Regions from separate parts of the Homo sapiens genome. Here region 2 is linked to region 1. The links are chromatin contacts, found by POLR2A ChIA-PET in ENCODE. All regions are on one chromosome and are shown on one strand. Each heading gives the region's core, a stretch centred on a gene start or an enhancer-like site at or near the end of the contact. The rest is flanking DNA. Distances are from core to core; before and after follow the strand shown.

The links. ChIA-PET counts read pairs that join two places held with the same protein, here RNA polymerase II (POLR2A).
Region 2: POLR2A ChIA-PET joins it to region 1 with 23 read pairs in PC-9. The contact joins the promoter of TMEM179B here to the enhancer-like site in region 1. POLR2A ChIA-PET finds 5 or more read pairs at or near these places in 5 of 52 experiments (B cell, BJ, PC-3 and 2 more).

What each region holds. Positions count from the first base shown.
Region 1 is chr11:62,477,303-62,483,253 of GRCh38, reverse strand. It overlaps a transcript of AHNAK not described here. Among named protein-coding and RNA genes, the nearest start is that of SCGB1A1, 61 kb to the right of the region's middle. Within about 2 kb of position 2,738, at least 6 of the 41 ENCODE cell types and tissues checked have a DNase peak (open chromatin) inside an H3K27ac peak, as active enhancers do; they include PC-9, where a contact is called at or near this core.
Region 2 is chr11:62,782,734-62,788,874 of GRCh38, reverse strand. It overlaps TMEM179B (transmembrane protein 179B), which reads right to left and starts at 1,473. Exons shown (of 5, transcript NM_199337.3): 1 at 1,348-1,473. The coding sequence starts at 1,443. TAF6L (TATA-box binding protein associated factor 6 like) reads right to left here. Exons shown (of 11, transcript NM_006473.4): 9 at 6,050-6,141; 10 at 2,487-2,615; 11 at 1,533-2,358. The coding sequence ends at 1,579. It also overlaps a transcript of TMEM223 not described here. RefSeq lists a silencer at 1,843-1,952 and an enhancer at 2,203-2,402.

The DNA of each region.
Region 1 (5,951 bases), core at 1,489-3,988:
ATTCATGAGCCTGCAGCATTCTTCTGGTAAAGCAGAAGGCCTGCAGCCCACCCTACCCCGATGCTGTTGCCACGTAGCGTCCCTTGGGCCCTGGGCCTTCGGGGTCTTCTGTCACTCGGCTGCTGTTCACTTTCAGGAGGAACAGATGCTGGTGGAGTTTCCCACCTCTGACCAGGTCACTCTCCAGGCAGTGCTTCTTGGTGTGAAACCATGTCGTTCAAATGATTGTCCTTTTGGTGTTCAAATGACCATCCTGTGGACGTTTTTGTGTGTCTTTGTGTTCCTGATAGTTTGCCCTGTCTTTTTCCTCCTAGGCCTCTTAAGGGTTAAATTATACCAGGAGGAAGCAGGGCCAGTTCTCCTGCTTATTCTGCACATTACGAATGAGGAATATTTTACATTCATGAATAAGCTATTGCTTATCGATGCTACGATTACAGATAAAATGTTCCTGTTCCTCTTTGCTACACATGAAATTGCAGTGAGCAGTACAAGATGAATTTGACAGGTGTGGTCTCTACCATGCTAGATGGAGACATTCTGGGGAAAAGAGTATGAGGGAGGGATGGCATGCTCAGGTAACAGTAAGCACTCACCCTCTGAGGTGCTTTCTATGTGTCGGGCATGGCGTAAATGCTTTATGTGATGTCATTTATTTCATCCTCACGGTAGCTCTCGTGAGTAGGTGCAATTATATCCCGATTTGGCAGTGGAGGAATCTGAGGCACAGAAGGATTAGGTAATTTGCCCAAAGTCATTGAGAGAACGGAAGGGCAAAGCCAGTATTTGAACCCAGGGGGGCTCCAGAGTCCTTTCTGTTAAATACTACATTTTTTTTTTTGAGACAGTCTCGCTCTGTCACTTAGGCTGGAGTGCAGTGGCGCGATCTCAGCTCACTGCAACCTTTGCCTCCTGGGCTCAAATGATTCTCCTGCCTCAGCTTCCTGAGTAGCTGGAACTACAGGCACGCACCACCACGCCCGGATAAATTTTGTATTTTTAGTAGAGATGGGGTTTCCCCATGTTGGCCAGGATGGTCTCGAACTCCGGGCCTCAAGTGAGCAGTCCGCCTTGGGCTCCCAAAGTGCTGGGATTACAGATGTGAGCCACTGCACCCGGCCTAAATACATCTTGATGAAGGTTTCATGGAGGAAGAGAGATATGAGCTGGGCCTTGAAGGAGAGCTCCACATGTAGACAACATGAGTGACGGGCCAGGGATGGAGTGAGCATGGCTGACCCAGCAGGGAAGAGAGACTGACCTCACCCGACACAGGGCATGCATTGGGGAATGGTGGGGGAGATGGGGCAAGAGGGCGGAGATGGATCGTAAAAGGTCTTAACATCAAGGCAGAGGGTTGAAGAACTCAGACTTTAAAGAGTATTGAAGGGCCAGGCGCGGTGGTTCACGCCTGTAATCCCAGCACTTTGGGAGGCCGAGGTGGGTCGATCACGAGGTCAGGAGATCGAGACCACGGTGAAACCCCGTCTCTACTAAAAATACAAAAAATTAGCCAGGCATGGTGGTGGGCACTTGTAGTCCCAGCTACTCAAGAGGCTGAGGCAGGAGAATGGCATAAACCCGGGAGGCGGAGCTTGCAGTGAGCCAAGATCGTGTCACTGCACTCCAGCCTAGGAGAAAGAGCGAGACTCAGTCTCTAAATAAATAAATAAATAAATAAATAAAAAATAAAGAGTATTGAAGGGTGACTTGCTAGAAGCTGAGGTCTAGGGAGGTTTTTGGGTAGCAATGGTAGGTTTGAGGGTGGGAGGTGTGGAGGCAGGGACGAGACCCTGAGGGTCCAGACAAAGATGGTGCAAGGGAAATGGAAGAAAGGGGAAGCCCAAGGCCAGGTACAGTGGCTCACTCCTGTAGTCCCAGCACTCTGGGAGGCCGAGGTGGGTGGATTACCTGAGATCAGGAGTTCAGGACCAGCCTGGCCAAAATGGTGAAACTCTGTCTCTACTAAAAAATACAAAAATTAGCTGGGTGCAGTGGTGGGCACCTGTAATCCCAGCTACTCGGGAGGTTGAGACAGGAGAACTGCTTGAACTCGGGAGGCAGAGGTTGCAGTGAGCCGTGACTGCGCCACTGCACTCCAGTCTGGGCAACAAGTGCGAAACTCTGTCTCAAAAAAACAAAAAAAAAACCAAAAAAAAAAAAACCAAAAAAAGAAAAGAGAAGCCCATAGCACCTTCCTTCTCATCCAAGTCATCTCCTGGAGAGGGATCAGCCCAGGAGCTACAGGAGCGCCTCGGGTTTCATCGGTTACTCACAGGAGGCAGCCTCTGGGCTTTTGGGGGAAGGTCGAGGACATTATTTACTGAGGTCTGTTTTCCTGTGGATGGCTGTTCCTGCCTAGGCAACGAGCATTTCTTCACGCTGCGCATTCCAACTTGGTCAGACCAGAAGGCAGCAAATCCAGGTTTTTTTTTTTTTTTTTTTTTTTTAACTGCACGCAGAATTCCTTGCATAGCAGAGAGCTCAGGAAGGAAGGCCCTGTTTGGGGACAGAGGTCAGGGTTTCAGAGTCCAGGACCACTGAGAAAGAGTCAGGCCTTTCTTTTTTTTCTTTTCTTTTCTTTTCTTTTTTTGAGATAGAGTCTTGCTCTGTCACCCAGGCTGGAGTGCAATGGCGCAATCTCGGCTCACTGCAACCTCCACCTCCCGGGTTCAAGCGATTCTCCTGCTTCAACCTCCCACGTAGCTGGGATTACAGGCACCCGCCACCGTGCCCGGCTAATTTTTGTATTTTTTAGTAGAGACGGGGTTTCACCATCTTGGCCAGGCGGATCTTGAACTCCCGACCTTGTGATCCACCCACCTCGGCCTCCCAAAGTGCTGGGATTACAGGCGTGAGTCACTGTGCCTGGCAAAGTCAGGCCTTTCTCTGTTAATCTCAGGTTTGCCTGATTAGCCTCTGAATGGATGTACCTGGAGTGAACTCTGTCACAAGCAGAAATTTAATTTAACCCTTGAGATTTATTTCCTCCCACCCCTAAAGTATCAACTGCTAAAGGGATTTAGAAAGGATCCGAGGCAAGATTGGCAGGGCTGAGGGTTCTGTGGCTGTCACTGTCCAGGACAGCTGGCCACTGGGTCCAGCCTGCTCCCAGCAGTGGGCACAGGCAGGGGAGCAGGGCCCTGACCTTCCTGGCAGGTGGCAGGGTCCGGGTGAGGCTTCCCAAGCTCTGCCTGCTACCCTCCTGCTTGAAATCAGGGGTGAGGGGTGTGAGGCCCTCCTATAAATCCGGCAGAACCCAGCCAGAAGGAGCACTGGGACCTCATCTCCCTCCCCTCTGGATTCCAGCTCCCCGGAATGGGCCAAGTTTGCCTTAACTTTTTATTGAAGTGAAAAACAGTCAAGATATGAATATTCCCTAAAGCCACTTTGGAATACTTTCAAGAATAGTTTCACAGTTAAACAGGCAAAAGGACAAGATTGCATGCAGGAATGGATCACCCACTTGGAGAGCCGGTTCTGGAAAGAGAGCTTTGATTTCATGCCTTATCTGTTTCGTGCGTCGTGGAAGAAGGGAATGGAAGGCATTTGGTTGGGGAGATGGAGACCTGCTGCTTGTATGGGGTATTCCCCTCTGCATGGTGACAGGTTCTTAGGGAAACATCTTAATAGAAGGCTTATGAGCAGTCTGGCAAACTTCCCACCCTCCTTGTACCCAAGACAAAAATGTTGGCCTGACAAAAATATTCAGGTAATTTTCTAGTATTTTTAGCACTTCGCAGACCCCAAACTACCCAAGTAATGGCTCTCTTAAAAAAAAAAAAGGGGCTGGGCAGGGTAGCTCACGCCCGTAATCCCAGTACTTTGGGAGGCTGAGGTAGACGGATCACCTGAGGTCAGGAGTTCGAGATCAGCCTGACCAACGTGGAGAAACCCTGTCTCCATTAAAAATACAAAATTAGCCAGACGTGGTGGTGCATGCCTGTAATCCCAGCTACTCGGGAGGCCGAGGCAGGAAAATCACTTGAACCTGGGAGGCAGAGGTTGCAGTGAGCCGAGATCGTGCCATTGTACCCCAACCTGGGTAACAAGAGGGAAACTCCGTATCAAAAAAAAAAAAAAAAAGAAAAAAGAAAAAAAAAGAAAAGAAAGCAAAGCTCTTAGAAAAGTTGTCCTACTATCTTATTACAATAAGTGCTGAAGTAGACAGACTCTGTCATCTTAACTGTGTCAACATTAATGAAAAGAAATTAGCCGAGCGCAGTGGCATGTGTCTGTAGTTCCAGCTACTCAGGAGGCTGAGGCAGGAGAATCACTTGAATCCAGGAGGCGGAGGTTGTAGTGAGCTGAGATTGCGCCACTGTACTCCAGCCTGGGAGACAGAGCAAGACTCTGTTTTAGAAACAAACAAACAAACAAAAAAAATTAGTGAAACAGTGTCATCAAAGGCCTAGGAGGGATTTTTTTAATGGTGTATTAATGGTGTACATTTTCCTCTTTTGCTCTTTTCTTTTCTCTCTCTTTTTTTTTTTTTTTTTTTTTGAGGCAGGGTCTCATTCTGTCACCCAGGCTGGAGTGCAGTGGTATGATCACGGCTCACTGCAGGAGGATCGATCTCCTGGGTTCAAGCGATCCTCGCACCTCAGTCTCCTGAGTAGCTAGGACCACAGGCGTGTGCCACCATGCCCAGCTAATTTTTGTCGTTGTTGTTGTAGAGATGAGGTCTTGCCGTGTTGCCTAGGTTGGTCAGGAACTCCTGGGCTCAAGCAATCTCCATCTCCAAGCCCCAACCTTGGCCTCCCAAACTGCTGGGATTGCAGGAGTGAGCCACCGGCACCCGGCACCCTGTCCTGTTTTCTAGGCATTGCTAGGGGCAATAATTTGGGAGAAGTAAAGGACAAGAACAAAATCAAAGAAGAGGCATTCTTGTATCATTGCTCTCCTGAATTTGTTGGGGAGCCCTGGGGTGAGCCCTGTCAGGGGCTGGAGGGTCCAGTCTTAGTGTGAAAAGACCTCAGGGGCTCAGCCCCAGCTCCTGCTTAGCCCCTGGGCCCTAGCTGAGAAGAAGAGCGAATGTGTGTGCTGACCAGACCTGACCAGATCTGCTGGGTGAGGCTGCGGGTGGTGGTGAGAGGCCATTCTAAGAAACCACCTGGAATAGTGGGGGAGGAGATGGGAGGCCAGGGGCTCTGCTCTTAAGATAGCACTGAGTCCTGCGGAGAGGAATTCCTGGGAGGATTTTGAGTCCACCTGACTTCCCTTTGCTCTTGGTGTACAGGTCCCGGGCTTCACCACCCTGGCCTTCTTTCGCTTCCTCAAATGTTCCAGAGGCCTCTGTACCTATACACATGTTACTCCTTGGCCAGGAAGGCCCCCCATCCCCTAAGCCAATTATCTTCCAGGTTTCTGCACAACCATCACCACCTCTGGAAAGCCTTGGCCCAGGGCTTGACTGGGATCCCCCTGCTTTTTATAACTTTTTTTTTTTTTTGAGATGGAGTTTCACTCTTTTGCCTAGGCTGGAGTGCAGTGGCGCGGTCTCAGCTCACTGCAACCTCCGCCTCCCGGGTTCAAGTGATTCTCCTGCCTCAGCCTCCCTAGTAGCTGGGACTACAGGCGCCGGCCACCATGCCTGGCTAATTTTTGTTATTTTTAGTACAGAGGGGTTTCACCATGTTGGCCAGGCTGGTCTCGAACTCCTGACCTGTGATCTGCCCGCCTTGGCCTCCCAAAGTGCTGGGATTACAGGCGTGAGCCACGGCACTTGCCCTATAACTTTTATTTTAGGTTCGGGGGTGCATGTGAATGTTTGCTACATAGGTACACTCATGACACGGGGCTTGTTGTACAGGTTATTTCATCACCCAGGAATTAAGTTCAGTACCCAATAGTTATCTTTTCTGCTTCTCTCTCTCCTCCTCCCACCCTCCACCCTCAAGTATTGGTGCAAAAATAATTGCGGCTTCAGACCATGTATTTGAAATCATTAT
Region 2 (6,141 bases), core at 224-2,723, 310 kb before region 1:
TTGATGGAGAGGGCCTGCTGGGGAATCACACCGGCAGTGGCCAGAAGGATCAGAAAATAGGCAATGAATATAGAATGCAATGAGCTTCAGAGAAGCCTCACAAGTTATGGTCTCTGTGCAGAAACCTTAGAGTAAACCCAGGCCTTGTATATCCTTCAACAAATAACTATCTGTGAGGTGCTTTTTTTTTTTTTTTTTGCTGGAGTGCAGTGGCGCCATCTCGGCTCACTGCACGCTCTGCCTTCTGGGTTCATGCCATTCTCCTGCCTCAGCCTCCTGAGTAGCTGGGACTACAGGCACCCGCCACCATGCCTGGCTAATTGTTTGTATTTTTAGTAGAGACAGGGTTTCACCGTGTTGGCCAGGATGGTCTTGATCTCCTGACCTCGTGATCCGCCTGCCACGGCCTCCCAAAGTGCTGGGATTACAGGCGTGAGCCACCAGGCCCGGCCAGTGTTTTTGTTTTTGTTTTTGCGATGGAGATTCGCTCGTCACCCAGGCTGGAGTGCAATGGCACGATCTCGACTCACTGCAACCTCCGCCTCCCAGGTTCAAGCGATTCTCCTGCCTCAGCCTCCGAAGTAGCTGGGATTACAGGCATGAGCCACCACACCCGGCTAATTTTTGTATTTTTAGTAGAGACAGAGTTTTGCCATGTTGGCCAGGCTGGTCTCGAACTCCTGACCTCAAGTGATCCGCCTGCCTCAGCCTCCCAAAGTGCTGGGATTACAGGCGTGAGTCACCGCGCCCGGCGGATCTCTGAGGTTTTCTCATGGTGTAAAATAGGCACACTAGTGCCTACTTTATAGGCATTAAATGAACCCATGTTTATTAACCAGATTACCTGGCTGGGGTAAACGATGTAAATTATTGGCTTCTACCTTTACGTCAGCGTTTTCTCCATCTCTCATTTTGTCATTTAACACACTGTGCTACAATCATGTGGCAGCTTGATCATCTCCACTACACTATGCTTTATTTCTCGACAAAGCTCAGCACAAATGGCTTCTGATTTAACGGATGGACGCAGGTTCTGCACTGACTTCTGTTTCGGAACCACAGTAAGGCTGTGCAGCAGGAGCCACGAAACCCGACTCCACCTAGTGCTTTAAGACGCTACTGACCCGTCCCTTTGGCGAGGGGACAACTTCGAAGTATGACCTGGCCAGGAGGAGCCACAAAGCGCGATTAGCCTCGCTGCATTTCAGGTACAGGCCGGCGCCAGCCGTGCCTCACCAGGTCCACCGGCTCCGAGCAGCAGCAAGCCCGGTCGGAAAGCGAAAGTGGCCTCGCCATGTCCAGACCGGCCAGCTCCCCCGCCTACCTGACCCCGCCCCGCAGCCGCACCTGGGTCCGAGTCATCGCCGCGGCCGCCACGGCCCCGCACAGGAAGGCGGCAGCAAAGAGCGCAAGCTCGACGCGCTGCAGCCAGGACAGCGCCATGGCGCCCTGACCACCAGGAAGCGCCGCTGCAGCAGCACCCCGCCCAAAGCCCACCTTATCCGGCGCGACCCACGAAGGTGGAGACGTCATTTCCGGGGGCGGGATTTATTTACAAGGAACGAAGGGGCCACTGACTCAGAGCGGCAAGTACAGCGAGTAGTCCGAGAGCGCCCACCGGCGGGCGGGGCGGCTGGTACGGCCGATCATGGGCAGTTTCTGCACGTAGCGCGAGGCCGGGCTAGGCCCGTACGGCGCGGGGAAGGCAGTCTGGAAAAGGCGCCCGCGGCAGCGCCTCCCAGCCTGCCGCCCGGCTATGATGAAACGAAAGTGCGGGGCGCCGCGCGGGGCGAAACGGCTCTTCTGGAAAACGTCGCGGGTGCCGGTCCCGGGGCCCTGCTGCCGGGGTGCCCCGCGCGCCCGATGCACGCGCGGCAAGGGCCTGCTCTCAGAGGCGGCGGGCCCAGAGGCCGACGCGGGGCCGCCTCCGCCGCTGCCCCGGGGGCTCTCGTCGCCGTGCGGGCTGACTATGGCGCTTGCCGTCAGCTGCGGCATCTTCCGCACCGAGTCCGGGGCTGCCGCCGGCTCCTTCTTGTCCCCGGGCGGCCGCGGAGCCGTGGGTGCAGGCTGGCCGGTGCCAAAGCGTGTGGCCAAGCTGTCACCGAAGAAGGCGTAGAGCTCCCGGTAGATGTCGGCCAGGGTCACCGAAAGAGAAGGGTCCTCCGGCCCCGCGCCCCCTGGCGGCAGCGGGAGGCCGGACCCAAAGCTGGGTTCTGCACCGCCCCCGGAGGACGACTCTTGAAAGAGAAGGCTGTCCCATGGCAGGTCGTCCAGGCGCCGGCACCCCCTGCCACCTGGGCCACCCCTGTTGGGCTCTGCTGCCTGGGCCTTCATCTTCAGCAGTCGCTCTACCGCCACCTGTAAGAGCCAAGGACTAAGATAGGCAAAAAATTCGAGGAACCTGGGCCCATCAAATATTCCAAAGTAAGCCTGCTTGGCTGCTAAGCTCATGCAGGGAAGGGAGGCTGGAAGGGGACGGTACTCACCAGAATGGCTCCATAGACTTTGTGTCCATCTGCTTTGACCTGGGCATTAGATACTGAATAATCATCCAGCACAGCCTGCAAGTTTGTCCAGTAGGTGGACAGGTGTGGGTACAGGACTCGTTCTACTGCCTGGAAGGAAGAGAAGGAATACAGTTAGCATGTCTTTGATACTTATTCCCTCTCAAGGACCCTTTCCCATGAAAGACCTACCTTTATCTCTGATCCTAGACAGGGCTCAATCCTCCTAAATTCCCTGATTGGCATATTCAACCATATATTTATTTGGAACCTACTGTATACCTAAGCTAGGCATTGGGAATAAAGATAAGGTACAAAGGGAGACAATAAAAAATATACCCAATATCACTGCCCTGTGTGCTAAATAATGCTCATTACTGACAACTCCAAAATTTAGTTTGCATACTGCTACCCTATACAATCAGGCAAGTACTGGCTTCACTTAGATGTAAACTGAGACTCAGTTCAAACAATCTGCATAAAAACAACCAACCAGAGACTTGGACTCTGATTATACAATTTAAAATCCTGTGATTGGACAGGCGCTGTGGCTCACGCCTGTAATCCCAGCACTTTGGGAGGCCGAGGCCAGTGGATCACCTGAGGTCAGGAGTTCAAGACCAGCTTGGCCAAGATGGTGAAACCCCATCTCTACTAAAAATACAAAAATTAGCTGGGCGCAGTAGCAGTTGCCTGTAATCTCAACTACTTGGGAGGCTGAGGCAGGAGAATCACTTGAACTCGGGGGGCAGAGGTTGCAGTGAGCCGAGATCACACCACCGCACTCCACCCTGGGAAGCAAAGTGAGACTCCGTCTCAAAAAAAAAAAAAAGAATTAACTATAAGGAAAATACCAGCTGGGCCTATAAGGAAAATACCAGCCGGGCGCTGTGGCTCACGCCTGTAATCCCAGCACTTTGGGAGGCCAAGGCAGGCGGATCAGGAGGTCAGGAGTTCGAGACGAGCCCTGGCCAGCACAGTGAAACCCCGTCTCTACTAAAAATACAAAAAATTAGCCAGGTATGGTGGTGAGCGCCTGTAATCCCAGCTACTCGGGAGGCTGAAGCAGGAGAATCGCTTGAACCCAGGAGGCAGAGGTTGCAGTGAGCCGAGGTCGCGCCATTGCACTCCAGCCTGGGTGACAGTGTGAGACTCTGTCTCGAAAAAAAAAAAAAGGAAAGAAAATACCATGCCAGAATTTACAAAAGTCTACAGACACTCAAGAAAAAGATAGGCGAGGTGCAGTGCCTCACGCTTGTAATCCCAGCACTTTGGGAAGGCCAAAGGATCACTTAAACCAAGGAGTTTGAGACCAGCCTGGGCAATGTAGGAAGACCTCATCTCTATTAAATAAAAAAAGAAAAGAAAAAGATGATCTAAATCTTATTAAAGTAAATATAAAAAAGAAATACTCCCCACATCATTCTGTAAGGCCAGTATAACCCTGATTCTAAAACCAGACAAGGACAGTACATGAGAGGAAACATGTTTAATTTCACTCCTGAATATAAACCCTTTTAAAATTTAGCAGACCCACAAGTAAATTAAAATGCATTACAGTCCAATAAAAGCTTTGGGTTTTTTCTTTACGACTATCCCATGACATAGTTTAGTGTATCATGGAACTATAAAGATTGTTTACTATCAGGAAATCTGTAATAACATTGGAAAACAAAAGCTGAAAAGCCTTCGGATCATTTCAAAAGATGCAGAAAAACCATCTGATAAAAATCCAATATAAATTGATGATAAAATTAAGAATATAGGCCAGGCACGGTGGCTCACACCTGTAATCCCAACACTTTGGGAGGCCAAGGCGGGCGGATCATGAGGCCAGGAGATCGAGACCATCCTGGCTAACACGGTGAAACGCTGTCTCTACTAAAAATACAAAAAATTAGCCGGGCATGGTGGCGGGCGCCTGTAGTCCCAGCTACTCTCGGGAGGCTGAGGCAGGAGAATGGCGTGAACCCGGGAGGCGGAGGTTGCAGTTAGCCAAGATGGCGCCACTGGACTCCAGCCTGGGTGTCAGAGCGAGACTCCGTCTCAAAAAAAAAAAAAAAATTAAGAATATATATATATGGCCAGGCACCGGTGGCTCACGCCTGTAATCCCAGCACTTTGGGAAGCCGAGGCGGGCGGAACACGAGGTCCAGAGATTGAGACCATCCTGGCCAACATTGTGAAACCCCGTCTCTACTAAAAATACAAAAATTAACTGGCCCTGGTGGTGCGTGCCTGTAAGTCCCAGCTACTCAGGAGGCTGAGGCAGGAGAATCACTTGAACCCGGGAGGTGGAGGTTGCAGTGAGCCGAGATCACGCCACTGCACTCCAGCCCGGGCGACAGTGTGAGACTCTGTCGCCCGGGCTGGAGTGTAGTGGCGCCATCTTGGCAAGATTCCATCTCAAAAAAACAAAAATCTCAAAAGCAACAAATAGAACTTATTCCAGGTATACAAAAGTGGTTCAGAAGAAGAATCCATTAATACACCTAGCATATCAACAGAATAGAACTTGTCATATTAAACCACATAATCGGCTGGGCGTGGTGGCTCATGCCTATAATCCCAGCACTATGGGAAGCCGAGGCAGGCAGACCACTTGAGGCTAGGAGTTTGAGACCAGCCTGGCTAACATGATGAAACTGCCTCTCTACTAAAAATACAAGTTAGGTGGGCATGGTGGCACGTGCCTGTAATCCCAGCTACTCGGGAGGGTGAGGTGGAAGAATTGCTTAAATCCAAGAGGGAGAGGTTGCAGTGAGCTGAGATCATGCCACTGTACTCTAGCCTGGGCGACAAGAGCAAAACTCCGTCTCAAAAAAAAAAAAAAAAGATCCTCCCTCTTAATATTATCACAGTGGCAACACCTAACTTTTTTTTTTTTTTGAGACAGAGTCTCGCTCTGTCGCCCAGGCTGCAGTGTAGTGGCGCAATCTCGGCTCACTGCAAGCTCCGCCTCCCGGGTTCACGCCATTCTCCTGCCTCAGCCTCCCGAGTAGCTGGGACTACAGGCGCCCGCCACCACACCAGGCTAATTGTTTGTATTTTTAGTAGAGATGGGGTTTCACCGTGTTAGCCAGGATGGTTTCGATCTCCTGACCTTGTGATCCGCCCACCTCAGCCTCCCAAAGTGCTGGGATTACAGGCGTGAGCCACTGCGCCCGGCGCCAACACCTAATTTTTAAAGCGTATAATCATTTGATAATTTCTACAGATGCTAAAAAGGTATGACAAAATTCAGTATCTATTCATGTGTAAAATGCTCAATACAACAGGAATTGAAGGTATTTCTTAATGTGATAATATAGAACGGGCAGGAATTTATAAAATGTGGGGACATCAGTATCTGCCATATAGGACTTTCGAAAGGATAAGACATTTACATTCAGAAAGTCAAGTATCACTGAGCCTGGCCTAAGGCCAGAACTCAATACATGGCAGTGGCAGGCACACACTATTTTGGAGATAACGATGCACAAGTACTATTTTTCTAACACAAATGGGAGTTCTTACGGCTGTGTGAGAAAGGCCAGGGTGCTCACCTTCCAGCCAAGAGCATGCAGCCCCACCACGGCTCCATAGTGGCAGCAGAGCGGCCGCACAGGATCTGCCAGGATCTTCTGCAGGGATAGCA